3 separate regions of the Homo sapiens genome follow, and all the other regions are linked to region 1. Evidence: chromatin contacts called from ENCODE Hi-C or POLR2A ChIA-PET data. All regions are on one chromosome and are shown on one strand. Each heading gives the region's core, a stretch centred on a gene start or an enhancer-like site at or near the end of the contact. The rest is flanking DNA. Distances are from core to core; before and after follow the strand shown. Region 1 holds the start of SLIT3 (slit guidance ligand 3). Region 2 overlaps SLIT3 (slit guidance ligand 3). Region 3 overlaps SLIT3 (slit guidance ligand 3).

Region 1 (4,073 bases), core at 615-3,114:
GTTCTGCTGAGTCTCCACCCAGAGATGCACAAAGAAGTGGAAGAGAAGAGGAGGTGGGGTGATAGGAGGTGACTAGCAGGAATAACACACTCTAGGACAATGCTTGTCATCACTACTCTCTTCCAGCCTGAAGTCAAGAAAGCAGAGTGGAAGATCCAGGCGCCTACCCCTAAGGCACATGAGGAAGGGGAGAAGAGGGAGAGCAAGACACGGAGGGAATCTACCACACTAGAGCAAACCCTCACCCACTTCTCGGCTGGGTTCCCAGTAAGGCTTCCCACCCACTCCAGCGTTTCTCCCCCACTCCCTTACCCCACCCCAACTGCGGACTAAGAGGAGCCCACCCCGGAGTCCAAGTTTTGAATCTGGTCCGAGGATCAAAATGATAAATGTTTCCAAAACGTTGACATATGAAAAGTAAATATTTGGTTGCACAATTGGGGCTAAAACTAGGGTCAATCCACCCCATTCTCCAAGCGCCTCTCCATTCGCTGCCAAGCCCAGGATCTGAGGCTGAGTGCGGTTTGTAAGATTATAACGCTCGGTCTCATTTGAAGGGCTGTCAGCATTTCCATTCTCCGGCCCCTTCGTTCGGGGAGGCATTTATAACCGAGCCATAAAAAATTCACCCGGGGCTGCAACTTGGCATCTCCCAGACTGCGCTCCAGGCAGAGCGGGTTTTGCGAGCACCCACTCTGAATCTGTCCAGTTCCTCAGAAGTTAAACCTTCACCCACACTCTCAACTTTCCTTGCAAGGGCAGCCAGAGAGCGGCTGGCCCATTCTGATCTCCAAGCAGGTCAACAGTCTCGGGCCCTCTCTCCCGCCTCCGCGCCTTGACGGCCCATCATCCTATAGCTTTCTCCTTCGCCCGCCCCCCTTTTTAACGAGCGCAGACCCCTGACCCTCACCCTAAGACCTTGAGGCTGCAGTGCTCTTGCCTCCCCTCGCCTCTCCTCAGCTACTCCTTGGAAGCTGTCAGCGGGCCCTGCGTCTGGAACCCTCACCCCTGGAGAGGCACTGCTCTTTGCCCATCGCTGGGGGTTTCGAGACCTCTCTTTCCAGATCTGACCAAGCCTACAGACCCCCAGCTCGGAGAGTGAGGGATCGTATCCAGGAAGGGATGAGAATAGAGACTGCATCCAGGGAGGCCGAGGGGAAAGGACGGATCTGGCGCCTGGGGCCCCCTCGGTGGGACCCAGGTGGGTGGCCCGCGTGGGGTGGGGCAGGGGTACTCACAGGCGCTCAGCGTTGCGGGGGATGCCCCGAGGAACCGCGCGGAGGCCCAGCCCGTGGCAGTCCACGCTGGCAGCGGAGCAGGTACACTTGGTGGGGCAGGCGACGGCTGGAGGCCCACTCAGGACGCTCGCCAGCGCCAAGGCCAGCGCCAGGCGGGCGCGCACGGCGGCGCCGACCCCTGCCCACCCGGGGGCCATGGTGTGCAGGGCCCCGCTCCTGGAGGAGGCTGCCTCTGCGGGGCAAGACGCGTGGAGCCCGAGGAGGCGCGCGGGGAGCGCGGGCGGCCTGGGGAGCGGGCGGCGGAGTTAGCGCGGAGGAGGGGCGAGCTCGGTGCTCAGGCGCACGGGGCGCGGGCGGAGCGGGGCGCTCCGGGCGGCGGCGGCGGCAGCAACAGCAGCTCCATCGGCGGGGCCGGCGCTGCCCCGCTGCGCATCGCTGGGAGTGCCCAGGTGCGGAGCGCCCCCTGGCCCCGCTGGCCCGCGGGCCGGGTTGGGGACCTGGGGCGAGCGCAATGGGGCGTGGCGCCCGGGGAGGTCCGGCTTGGGGCTGGGCTGGGGAGCGCGGCGGCTGCGGCTGGGGCACGGGGCGGCCGGGTGAGCTGGCCGGCGCTCGCTCTCTCCATTCAGTGAGCACGGCAGACACCGGAGACGCGGGGCCCACCCCTCCGGCCCCCCCCCGACCAAGAAACGCCAACTCCGCCTCCCATTGGCTGCGCCGCGCGTCATGTCGACTAAGTTGGGAACTTTGCTGGAGCGACCGAGAGCCTGGAGGGAGGAGGCAGTAGAGGAGGGAGAGAGAAGGAACCAGGGAAGGAAAGGGGCTCGGCCAGCAGGGCCCCTGGAAAGAAACACTGAAACTCATTCACTGTTAAGATCCAAGGACGGATAAGGCTCCTGACACTTTTTTTTTTTTAATTTTTGCACTGAGCTGAGCACTCTACTCATATTCTTTACTTAAGTCCACGATCTTCCAAGGGGTCGTCTGAAAACAGCTCAGAGAAGTGAAGCGACTTGCTGGAGGTCGCACAGCTGCTAGGGACGCCAAACCATGGCAGTGTCGCCCACGAAGCCGCTTCCCTACCGCACCTAGTACTCATGGCAGAGATCCACAATTTTGCCTGAAGAGCCTTGGTTGACACCAATGTACTCCACAGCTACACACACACACACACCGTGGTCCATGTTGTTGAGGTCACTGCTGGCAAACCTTACCCGGAAACTTGCCCTGCTTTGCCCAGACCCAGCGCTTGGTGGACTGGTAAAAGTAGTGATGGCAGCGACTTGGACCCCTGGATTGACAATGCCTTGTTCCATCCTCGGGTTTCTGCTTCCTGACTGGGTGACTCTGGGCCAATCGTGTCATCTCTGAGCCTTCGTTTTCTCAAATCCGGGGCCACAGTCCTACCTGGCCTCACCTCCCTGGGTTGTTTGGAGCATCACAGAAGAGAACGTGTTTTTGCAAAAGTCATTCGCAGACGAGGCATCCCTTCTGTCCCCAGCGCCTTCTTTCTTCCAGCGCCCGCTTTAAATTGGCTAGGTCTGAGCTTTTCCAGATGCCAGTGGGGAGGGGCGTGTGCGTTAGAGGCTCCATAAATACTTGTAGGAATGATTTTGTTTGTTTGTTTGAAAGGAAAGGGCAGGAACTGGAGGAAGTATTGCCCAGATTTCCTTGAGGTCCCCTCACACTGAGAAGGCCTGAATGAGCCCTGCATATATATACACACACACTGGTGCCTACGTATTCACAGCCACGCACACACTCTCACATACTCAGGCTCACACACACCCATTTATACACCGGCAATCACACACACGTGTACATGCATGCTCGCACACACACTCACATAGTGACAACTATACTCCTGAGAGCGCTTCTCTTTTCTTTCATAAGAATACTATTCTGATTTCTTCTACCTCATTTTCCTTCAAGGAAACTTTCAACTACTTGACCACATCCTGTGAATATATAGTAGAGTTGTAGATTTTATTGTATTATACTTAGCAGATTTTCAAAGTCTTAGCTTTGGGCACCCACTTGCGCGCGCGTACACACAAACACACACATACGCACACTCACTCAAACACACACACTCGAGTCCCTTCATCATTCATAAACACATTAGGTGCAATTTACTGCTGTTATTCTTGGGAACGGCTTTCTGTACAGATGCTGTTGTTATCGCCCCCTGGTGGCTGGCGAGGGTCTATGCTCCGGTCTTCAGGGTGACTTCGGTATTTAAGAACTCTAAACATCCTTTTATCCCTTTGCTCTGAAGCTTTCCTCCAAACCTTGAACCAATTTAGTACCAGGACTGAGGCAGATGAGAGAACCGGGCAAGGGCCCAAGGGCACAAAGCGTCTCAGACTGTCTGGAGCAGAAAACAGTACGGTTTTCTTTGTTTTCCCAAATGCATGCTAGAGCATGTTTTGCAATCCCTTCGGGCTGGTCCTGGATCTGTGCTCTGAGCGCAGTGGGGGACTGCGTTTTCCATTTAAGCTGCTCAGGGGGGTTTCATGAGCCAGACTGTATCTTTAAGGGACTTTATAGGCATTCAAGTGTGACTTTTCCTGGGAGAAGCCCCTTAGAACAGATGGTGAGGATTTCCTTCAGAGTCAATCATCCCCAAGGAGGAGGCAAGTGGGAAATACAGGAGGGGCCCAGAACACCAGGATACACAGAATCATGGAGTGTTTGGGCTGGTACAGCCTTAGAAATCACCTAATCCAACATTTCTACAAGTGCCTTCTGATGACTACTGATTCCACATGTTTCATCATGGAGGAGAAAAAAGTCTCCTTGGGCAAAGACAGATTGAGAAATGCTACTCACCTTCAC
Region 2 (4,073 bases), core at 769-3,268, 200 kb before region 1:
TTGTGAAAAATGACTTCCCTCCCATGCATCACCTTCTCCTGCCTTCAATGGGCCATACCAATCTGTGTCCTCACTGTCAAGCGGCCTCACTGCCTTTCCAGCCCACCATTGATTGGCACTTGTGGTTCCTTGACATCTCGTTCCTGCCCCACCACAGAAGTCTAGCAGAATTACACCCATTCTTCAACCTTCTGCCCAAGTATCTTACATTTTACAAACAATACTTTTTAAAACAATTTTAATTACATAAGTACATGAATGCATTCTCCTGATCATAATGCATTCTGTAAAAGTACTGCAGATAGGGCTCAAGTCTCTATTGACAAAAACCTCTAAGCTCCATTCCTCCCTCAAGGCAAGACAAGTATTATCTGTCCATTGCATATTTTTCCAGCGTCCCTTCTATGCATTTGCATAATTACATATGCACTGTGAGAAAATATACAATATGTTTTGCACATTTTACACAAATGGTAACATCTTTGCCTTTTTCACTCAACAATCCCTACTGGAAATTTTTCCACATTACTCAATGTAGATAGAATGCATTCTTCTTCACTGCCACAGTGTAAGTATAGCATTCTTCTTGTGATTGACATTTAGATTGTTTCCAGCTATTTGAGAGTAAAATAATGATGTTATAAACATCCTTGTCTATGACTCCTTGTGTACCTGTGTGTGTCTCCAAGGTAGATTATATATGATTTATTGTTTTCTAATTGTTTAGAGCAGGGGTTAGCAAATGTTTTTCTGCAAAGGGCCAGATAGAAATGTTTTAGGCTCTGCAAGTCTTAAGGTTCTTTTCACAACTACTGGACTCTGCCCTTGTGCCTGAAAAGCAGCCATAGATATGTAAATAAGTGAGTGTGGCTGTAATTTAATAAAACTTTATTTACAAAATAGCCATTGGACAGAATTTGGCCCAAAGTCACAGTTTGCTGTCCTTTGGCTTAGAGTATACCTTCCAACAAGTACATCTATGTTTTATGGATTAGGGATGGATCTAGGGCATGACACCACACCACCAATGGCTACTGATATATATTGAGCCAGTGAGATGTAGCCCATCGCTATGGGCATGATCTCATTTAGTCCATTCAACATTCCTATGTAGTAGTAGAATCCATACTCCCACTGAGTCAATTGAAACTCAGTGATATTAAATATTTAAGGTCACACAGCTGGTAATGAGTGGAGCTGAGATTCCTTCCCAGGTAGCGTGACTCCAAGCCTGCATTTTTAACCACTATATTACAATGTCGTCCTACTGTTAAAGGGAGAAGAGGTAGAGTGCAGACAGGTCAAAAGACAGCTAGTCCAACATTTAAGTTCCTGGGGGTTGTAACAACAATGGTTTTTAGATGGTTCTGGTGGACCATTTCCCCAGGAATATGCATAGATAGTTTGTCTGCAATTTCAGGTAACAGAGCTCCTGAGTGCCACCCATGAACCTCGGGTTAAGATTCCTTGTTAGGACCCATGAGGCTGGGAACCTATTTAGTGTTGAAACATTACCATTTGCTGTCTCTACCTGAAATGTGCACTGTTCCCTGCCTATAGGGCCAAGAAGTTGTAACTTAAAACTCCTCTCTCTGCCTAGAAATCCTCACTTTTCTTCCCCACTTAGTCCATTAAGTGTGAGATGTGGTATTACAGTTTGCTTGTGTTTTACCCACAAAAGAATGAAAGGAAGATGGATAGATAAATGGGGAGGAGGAAAAGGGGAGAGGAAATGGGAGAGGAAGGAAGGAAAAAAGGAGGAAGAAAGGTAGAAGGTGGAAGAGAAAAGGGAAGAAGGAAGAAAGGGAAGGAGGGAGAAAGGAGAGAAAAAAGAATCCCACTGTGACATGTAGACGCATTTTCAAAATTGTATTTATCCAATATGCTTTCACCTTTTTGGGACAGTTTGGAGAACTGTTAAAACTATCAAAGGCAGACTACCAGGGAGATGTTTATTCTACGAAGAGTAGTTACACGATGATGTCAGCTTAGCAGCCACAGACATTTCTGGCCAGAGGGGGCTGTTGGAGGAGGCAGTCAGGCGCAGCAGCAGTAGCAGGAGGGCTGTCAGGTTGGCACTGGTGCCTTGGAGCTTGCTCTGTAGCCCCCCACCACCCTGCAAAAGGTCCCAGATGCTGCTTCTCATCTGCCCTTTGTTAGGTCCAAACCCTGCTCCCCAGGCACAAGTTGGAGGATCAAGTGCATTTTCCAGTCCGTTTCATGCCAACTGAAAAGCTGAGACCTGCCAAGGCCTGAGCTTTTAAAAATATAAGTAGGGAACCCCCAGGGAGCCTGAAGCAGGGGCTATTCAAAATGTTCTTTTAAAAAATTTTTAAAATATACTTGACAAGTGCTTTTTCCCCATTTGGGGAAAACCTGTCAGAAAGGATGCCCAGAGCAAAGAGAAACTCTGACCCCAGGCAAGCTGCCTGGGCCTTCCCAATGGGTATCCCTGGGCCCCGGCTTGATTTTTTTTGGAAAGCAGGCTTCTTCTCACACATGGGGTTTCATGCCTTAGAGTTAATTATTCAGTCACGAATTACTCCAGGAAGAACTTCCCTTTCTATGGAGCCAAATGACCAAGTGTCTTTCTATAAAAAGAACGTCATCCCTTTTAACGAGGACACCCCACACCCAAATCACACACGTGTGTGTATACACACAGTATACATGCAACCGATAACTATGCACAATCATAAGCACATTTTTGGCCTAGATGTGAATCCGCTATTAGTAGATGCAGAAGGTTTTGGCTCCCAAGCCCACAGCCTAAGGAGAGATGATTTTTATAGCCTTAAGCTAGAATCTGAACAAATGCTGGGATGCACAGAGGACTCCATTTTATCAGTGGGATCTCCACCTATTCCACACATTGCATGACGCTAGTGTTCACAGCTCTGACAATTCCAGACAGACAGATGTCCCGTACAGTTTAGTAGACATGAAATAGCTCAGCAAACACACACAAGAGCAAAAGTGGACGAAGTGGATGACATTGATGTGCCCACCTACAAATGTGTCAAATGACAGGAGGGTTAAGTGTAGATGGTTTCTGATGAAGACGTCATTTGATCATACGTCTCCTTTACCGGACACAGTCATTACAATGGGACAATTGTTCAGTTGCAAGAAGCAGGATTCACATTTTTCCAACCTCTTTGTACTTTTCTCTCCCAAAGGAGCATTCCTTGAGAAGCCGGAGGAATTCTACTGATTACATCTCCAGCACAGCCACATTCCAGCGGGTAGGAGGGTCACACACCTGGGCCGGCAGAAAAAGGCCAAAACACTGAGATCCCAGGTCAGATCTCAGATGCCTGCACCCTTCCAGCAGCACAAAAGCTCATAGGCTACTCCCAGTTGCCTGGTGGCTACATCTACCGCCTCTGCTTGACCTTCCAGAAATTCCCTTGAGGATTTAAAGCAAGCATCTTCCCTACCCCAGCCCCTCTCCCCAGTGTTCTGTCATCTCATCTTCTTCTGACCTAGCCCCTTCCTTGTTTCTGGAGGGATAAAACAACCTGAGGAAATTCTCTGCTCAGCAAGGAATATGCCTCTCAGGTTACGGTTTGTGTTGGCATGAAATAGGCGATTTGCAGGCACAGAAGCCCCCAAGACAGTGGCCTTGACATACAAACCTGGCAGGATGGTCTCAGGGTATCTCTGGGGGCTGTTCTTATCCTCATGCTTGTGTGACTTGTTCATCATCCATTCAATTGTTCATCATTCCTTAATTCAATGAACACTTCCTTCCTCCTAGCTCCTGTTCCTTCCCTTCCATGTGCTAGACACTGGGGATGCAAAAAGAATCACTAACACATGTTTAGCAACTACTGTGTGCTCTTCACAGTGCTGACTGTTTTCTAGACTTTATGCCATTTTATTCTCATAACCTTTTGATTAGAAATGATTATTAGCCCTATCTTACAGATATGACAATTCAGCCTGTAAGTAGTCACACAGCTATTAGGGGCTGGGGTTGAAATCCAGGCAGTCTGCCTTCCCAGCTCATCTTAGTCCCAACCATGCCATATCCTGACACAGAATGCCGGTCATGACCTCAATGTATGCTC
Region 3 (4,073 bases), core at 626-3,125, 160 kb before region 1:
TAGTGAGACCCTGTGTCTACAAAGAGAGAAAAAAGTAGCTGGGCATGGCTGTGTGCCTGTAGCCCCAACCTCTCAGGAGGCTGAGGGGAGAATCTCTTGAGTCCAGAAGGTCTAGGCTGCAGTGAGCCATGATCACGCCGTCGCATTCCAATGTGGGTCACAGAGTGAGAGACCCTCTCTCAAAAAAGAATAATGCAGGCCAAAGTTTAGACCAACCATACCCCTCTCCCATTCAAAACCTCAGTGGTTCCTCACTGCCTTCTAAATTAAATATAAAACTCTTTAAATCTGGCCATCACCCTACAGTAGAACCCTACCCTTGAATCCAATCTCCATCTTGTCATCTTCATGCCCTATGCAAACTAATCCTCTTGTCATATCCAAAACAATTCCTTTTCACAATGCGATAAACTCAACTTACGTTTTTTCCTTTCTTTTTGCTCCCATATTGATCAGAATCTGACCTATCCTTCAAGACTCAGCTCGATGCTACCTGTTCCAAGAAGATTTCACTATTCCCTTTGCTTTGGGGATCCTTTCTCCCTCAAAATAGAATAGAAATAGAATTAGGTCTACCCCGACATGACCCCCAAATCATGGAACTATACACAAAGACATACTGACTACGACATCACCCCACAAATAAACAAAAACAAAAGGAAACTTAAAGCAAATCCACTGCAACAAAGCTGATTTTAGGATCTTAATTCTGCCTCTTTCCTTGCCACCTCCCCATCTTTGAAAAGGTTTTGTCCAGGCCTGAGACCTCAGAGACTGTAAGATTTTTTTTTGTTGTTTGTTTTGTTTTTTTTTTTGTTTTTTGATAAAGTCAGGTCAGGCTGGGTGTGGTGGCTCATGCCTGTAATCCCAGTACTTTGGGAGGCCAAGGTGGGCAGATCACGAGTTCAGGAGATCGAGACCATCCTGGCTAACACGGTGAAACCCTGTGTCTACTAAAAATACAAAAAATTAGCCAGGCGTGGTGGCGGGTGCCTGTAGTCCCAGCTACTCTGGAGGCTGAGGCAGGGTAATGGCTTGAACCCGGGAGGCGGAGCTTGCAGTAAGCCGAGATCGCGCCATTGCACTCCAGCCTGGGTGGCAGAGTGAGACTCTGTCTCAAAAAAAGAAAAAAAAAAAAGTTAACATCTCAGCCCAGAGCGGTGGCTCATGCCTGTAATCCCAGCACTTTGAGAGGCCGAGGCAGATGGATCACAAGGTCAGGAGATCGAGACCATCCTGACCTACATGGTGAAAACCCATCTCTACTAAAAATACAAAAATTAGCTGGGCGTGGTAGCGCATGCCTGTAATCCCAGCTACTCGGGAGGCTGAGGCAGGAGAATAGCGTGAACCTGGGAGGCAGAGCTTGCAGTGAGCCAAGATCGCACCAGTGCACTCCAGCCTGGGCGGCAGAGCGAGACTCCTACTCAAAAAAAAAATAAAAATAAAAATAAAAATAAAAATAAATAAATAAATAAATAAATAAATAAATAAATAAATAAAGTCAGGTCATGAGGGTGCATAATTCCACGGTGATTTCCCATCCATTGCACATTCACTGTGAATAGAAGCTAAAACTTAACCAGTTAACTTTATTTATACTCTGGATGGAGCCTTCTCTTTTAATAAAACAGAATCCGTTAAGGATTATAAACAAACAGTGTTTTATGAACTAAAACTGCAGTGCACTAGTCACTCAAGGGTAAAAACAGGGCTCTGGGTAGCTCAGCCAGCTATAAATAAAGATAAGGCCCTGCCAAGCAGGGACTTGGGCAGAGTAATTGCTGACTCCATAATCAGCTTCTCTCGTCTTCCTTCAGGCCCACAAATCACTCAGGTGTTGGGTCACTGCCCACTGGATTCAGCCCAGAGACACAGTGAAATAGCAAAGCAGTTCATTAGCTCTAAGACTGAGAGTATAAACTGGGACTCCTGGAATGACTAGGTTCCAAGTCAAACTATGGTGCGCCACCCCTGGCACTTGCATGGCTGGCCAAGCTGGGTCAACAGAACCCATAGGGTGAGCCTGTGCTACACTCTGGACATAAGCCCTAACTGGGGGATTTCACTAATGTTCATGTCTCTGCTAAACTTTGCCACCCTCTATGGGAAAACCTGCTCCTACCCCCACACCTACTCCTCACTCCAACCATGAGGTGGAGACTGTCAATAGCTCCAACTCAGGTCTTGGCCACAGTAATTGGTCCACGTGATAGGCATGTACTCCAAGCTGAGTCAATAATCTGTGATGGAGATTGTTCAAATTGGAGCTGGAAGAGAATGTTTCTTTCCAGGTTGGTCAGTAATAAAAGAATATATCTTTGGAGCTGCCAGAGGCCACCTTTCTTGCTATGTGAAGGGAGCCCATCTGCCCCAGGGAGAATGATGCTGAGATGCAAAAGGAAGCAGATAGGAAAGGAGGGTGGATCCTAATAGCCAGTAAGTCCCTATTTTTAATGTAAGTTGTGTCTCTGCCACTTTAACCCAAATAAACCTTATTAATACTATCTTCAGCTGAAAAGCAGATTATGAAACATTTAGCAAGTATATCATCATTAACTGAGCACCTACTAGGTGCCAGATACTGTACCATGCCATTCAGTAATAACAATGTAATTGTTGTTACTATTTATTCTGGATTTACAGTTTGCTAAGGGCATTCCATGGAATGTCATTTAATCCAAACACCACCAATAGATAGACAGTCTCACCTTCCTTTTGAAGATGTAGAAACTGATTCTTAAAGAGGTTAAATACCATCATCAAGTTATGTGGCTAAAGGTTAGTACAGCTAGGATATAAACTCAATCTGACACCAAAGTCGATGCCCTAACCCTCACACTACATTGCTGCAGTATGATTTCAACTTTGTTTGCATAAATAGTATGTATGCATTGGCCGGGTGCAGTGGCTCATACCTGTAATCCCAGCACTTCGGGAGGCCGAGGTGGGTGGATGACCTGAGGTCAGGAGTTCAAGACCAGCCCAGCCAACATGGCGAAAACCCGTCTCTACTAAAAAATACAAAAAATTAGTCGGGCATTGTGGTGCATGCCTGTAATCCCATCTACTCAGGAGGCTGAGGCCCGAGAATCACTTGAACCTGGGAGGTGGAACTGCAGTGAGCCGAGATCGTGCCATTGCACTCCAGCCTGGGTGACAGAGCCAGAAAACGAAAAAAAACAACAAAAACAGTATGTATGCACATGTGTGTGTGATGCATGCATTAATATATATCAGGGAGAGAGAAAGTGAGAGAGCACTCACAATGGGCAGAGTCACATGGCTCCATGGCAAAAAGTGGAGAGAAAATACAGAAATATCAAAGTAGAATGTCCTATTCTCTCAGCTGCCAACAGTAAGTAGTGTGAGTTAAGGACTATGATTCCAGCTTTGACTCTCCACTGTAAGAGAAAAGCAAGGTGCATAGTAGAATCTCCATGGTGTAGATGAGACAAGGGAATACCATTTTTATTTTATGGATGGGAAAAATGAGGGCCATTATGGTATCTCTGCTTCTTCCCATTGTCTTGTGACACTCACCTCGCCCAGCTCTGTGCCCTTTATTTTCCATTCTTTGAAGGTCACACTCGTTCCTGTCTTGGGGTCCTTGTACATGTTCTTCCCTAGGAGCAGAATGCTCCTTCCCTCCCATGTTTACCTTGCTGAGTTCCACTCCCGATCTCGGCCCCCAAGTCCCTTTGTCGGGGCCATCTTTCCTCATTACTGTCATGGCCCCTGCTTTACGTTCCCATAGTCTCTGTACTTTTCCTTTTGCAAATGTTTCACTGCTTCTAATTATTTATTTGGGTTATTGCTTCATTAACATCCGGCTCTCCCACCTGAGTATAAACTCTTAAAGGCATGGAACATGCTTGTCATCCTCACCATTTCATCCCAAGTATCTAGCACAGCGTCTAGATGCTCTCAATAAATGTTTGACAAGTAAGTGAATGATGGAAGGTGTGTTTAGAATGACACTGAAATAAAAAGTGCCCCTAACATGTGAATCCTCAGGAAGGGTCTGGTCTCTTTGGGAAGCCATGTCCACCACCCAAGGCCCTGGGCCACTG

Evidence for each region. Hi-C counts contacts between places; a loop is a spot of excess contacts on that map. ChIA-PET counts read pairs that join two places held with the same protein, here RNA polymerase II (POLR2A). Pooled maps may share reads with other maps.
Region 2: a map of prostate gland shows a loop between it and region 1 (7-fold over the local background). The contact joins the enhancer-like site here to the promoter of SLIT3 in region 1. A Hi-C loop is called at or near these places in 2 of 168 maps with a recorded cell type or tissue (chondrocyte and prostate gland) and 1 of 50 pooled maps. POLR2A ChIA-PET finds 5 or more read pairs at or near these places in 1 of 52 experiments (SK-N-SH).
Region 3: a loop to region 1 is called in a map of ascending aorta, with 3 times the contacts of the local background. The contact joins the enhancer-like site here to the promoter of SLIT3 in region 1. A Hi-C loop is called at or near these places in 4 of 168 maps with a recorded cell type or tissue (ascending aorta, prostate gland, sigmoid colon and 1 more) and 9 of 50 pooled maps.

What each region holds. Positions count from the first base shown.
Region 1 is chr5:169,299,275-169,303,347 of GRCh38, forward strand. It overlaps SLIT3 (slit guidance ligand 3), which reads right to left and starts at 1,865. Exons shown (of 36, transcript NM_003062.4): 1 at 1,239-1,865. The coding sequence starts at 1,435.
Region 2 is chr5:169,095,658-169,099,730 of GRCh38, forward strand. The region is part of intron 4 of SLIT3 (slit guidance ligand 3); the gene reads right to left. Among named protein-coding and RNA genes, the nearest start is that of SLIT3-AS1, 84 kb to the left of the region's middle. Within about 2 kb of position 2,019, at least 4 of the 41 ENCODE cell types and tissues checked have a DNase peak (open chromatin) inside an H3K27ac peak, as active enhancers do.
Region 3 is chr5:169,140,621-169,144,693 of GRCh38, forward strand. The region is part of intron 4 of SLIT3 (slit guidance ligand 3); the gene reads right to left. Among named protein-coding and RNA genes, the nearest start is that of MIR585, 120 kb to the right of the region's middle. RefSeq lists a silencer at 1,163-1,331. Within about 2 kb of position 1,876, at least 10 of the 41 ENCODE cell types and tissues checked have a DNase peak (open chromatin) inside an H3K27ac peak, as active enhancers do; they include ascending aorta, where a contact is called at or near this core.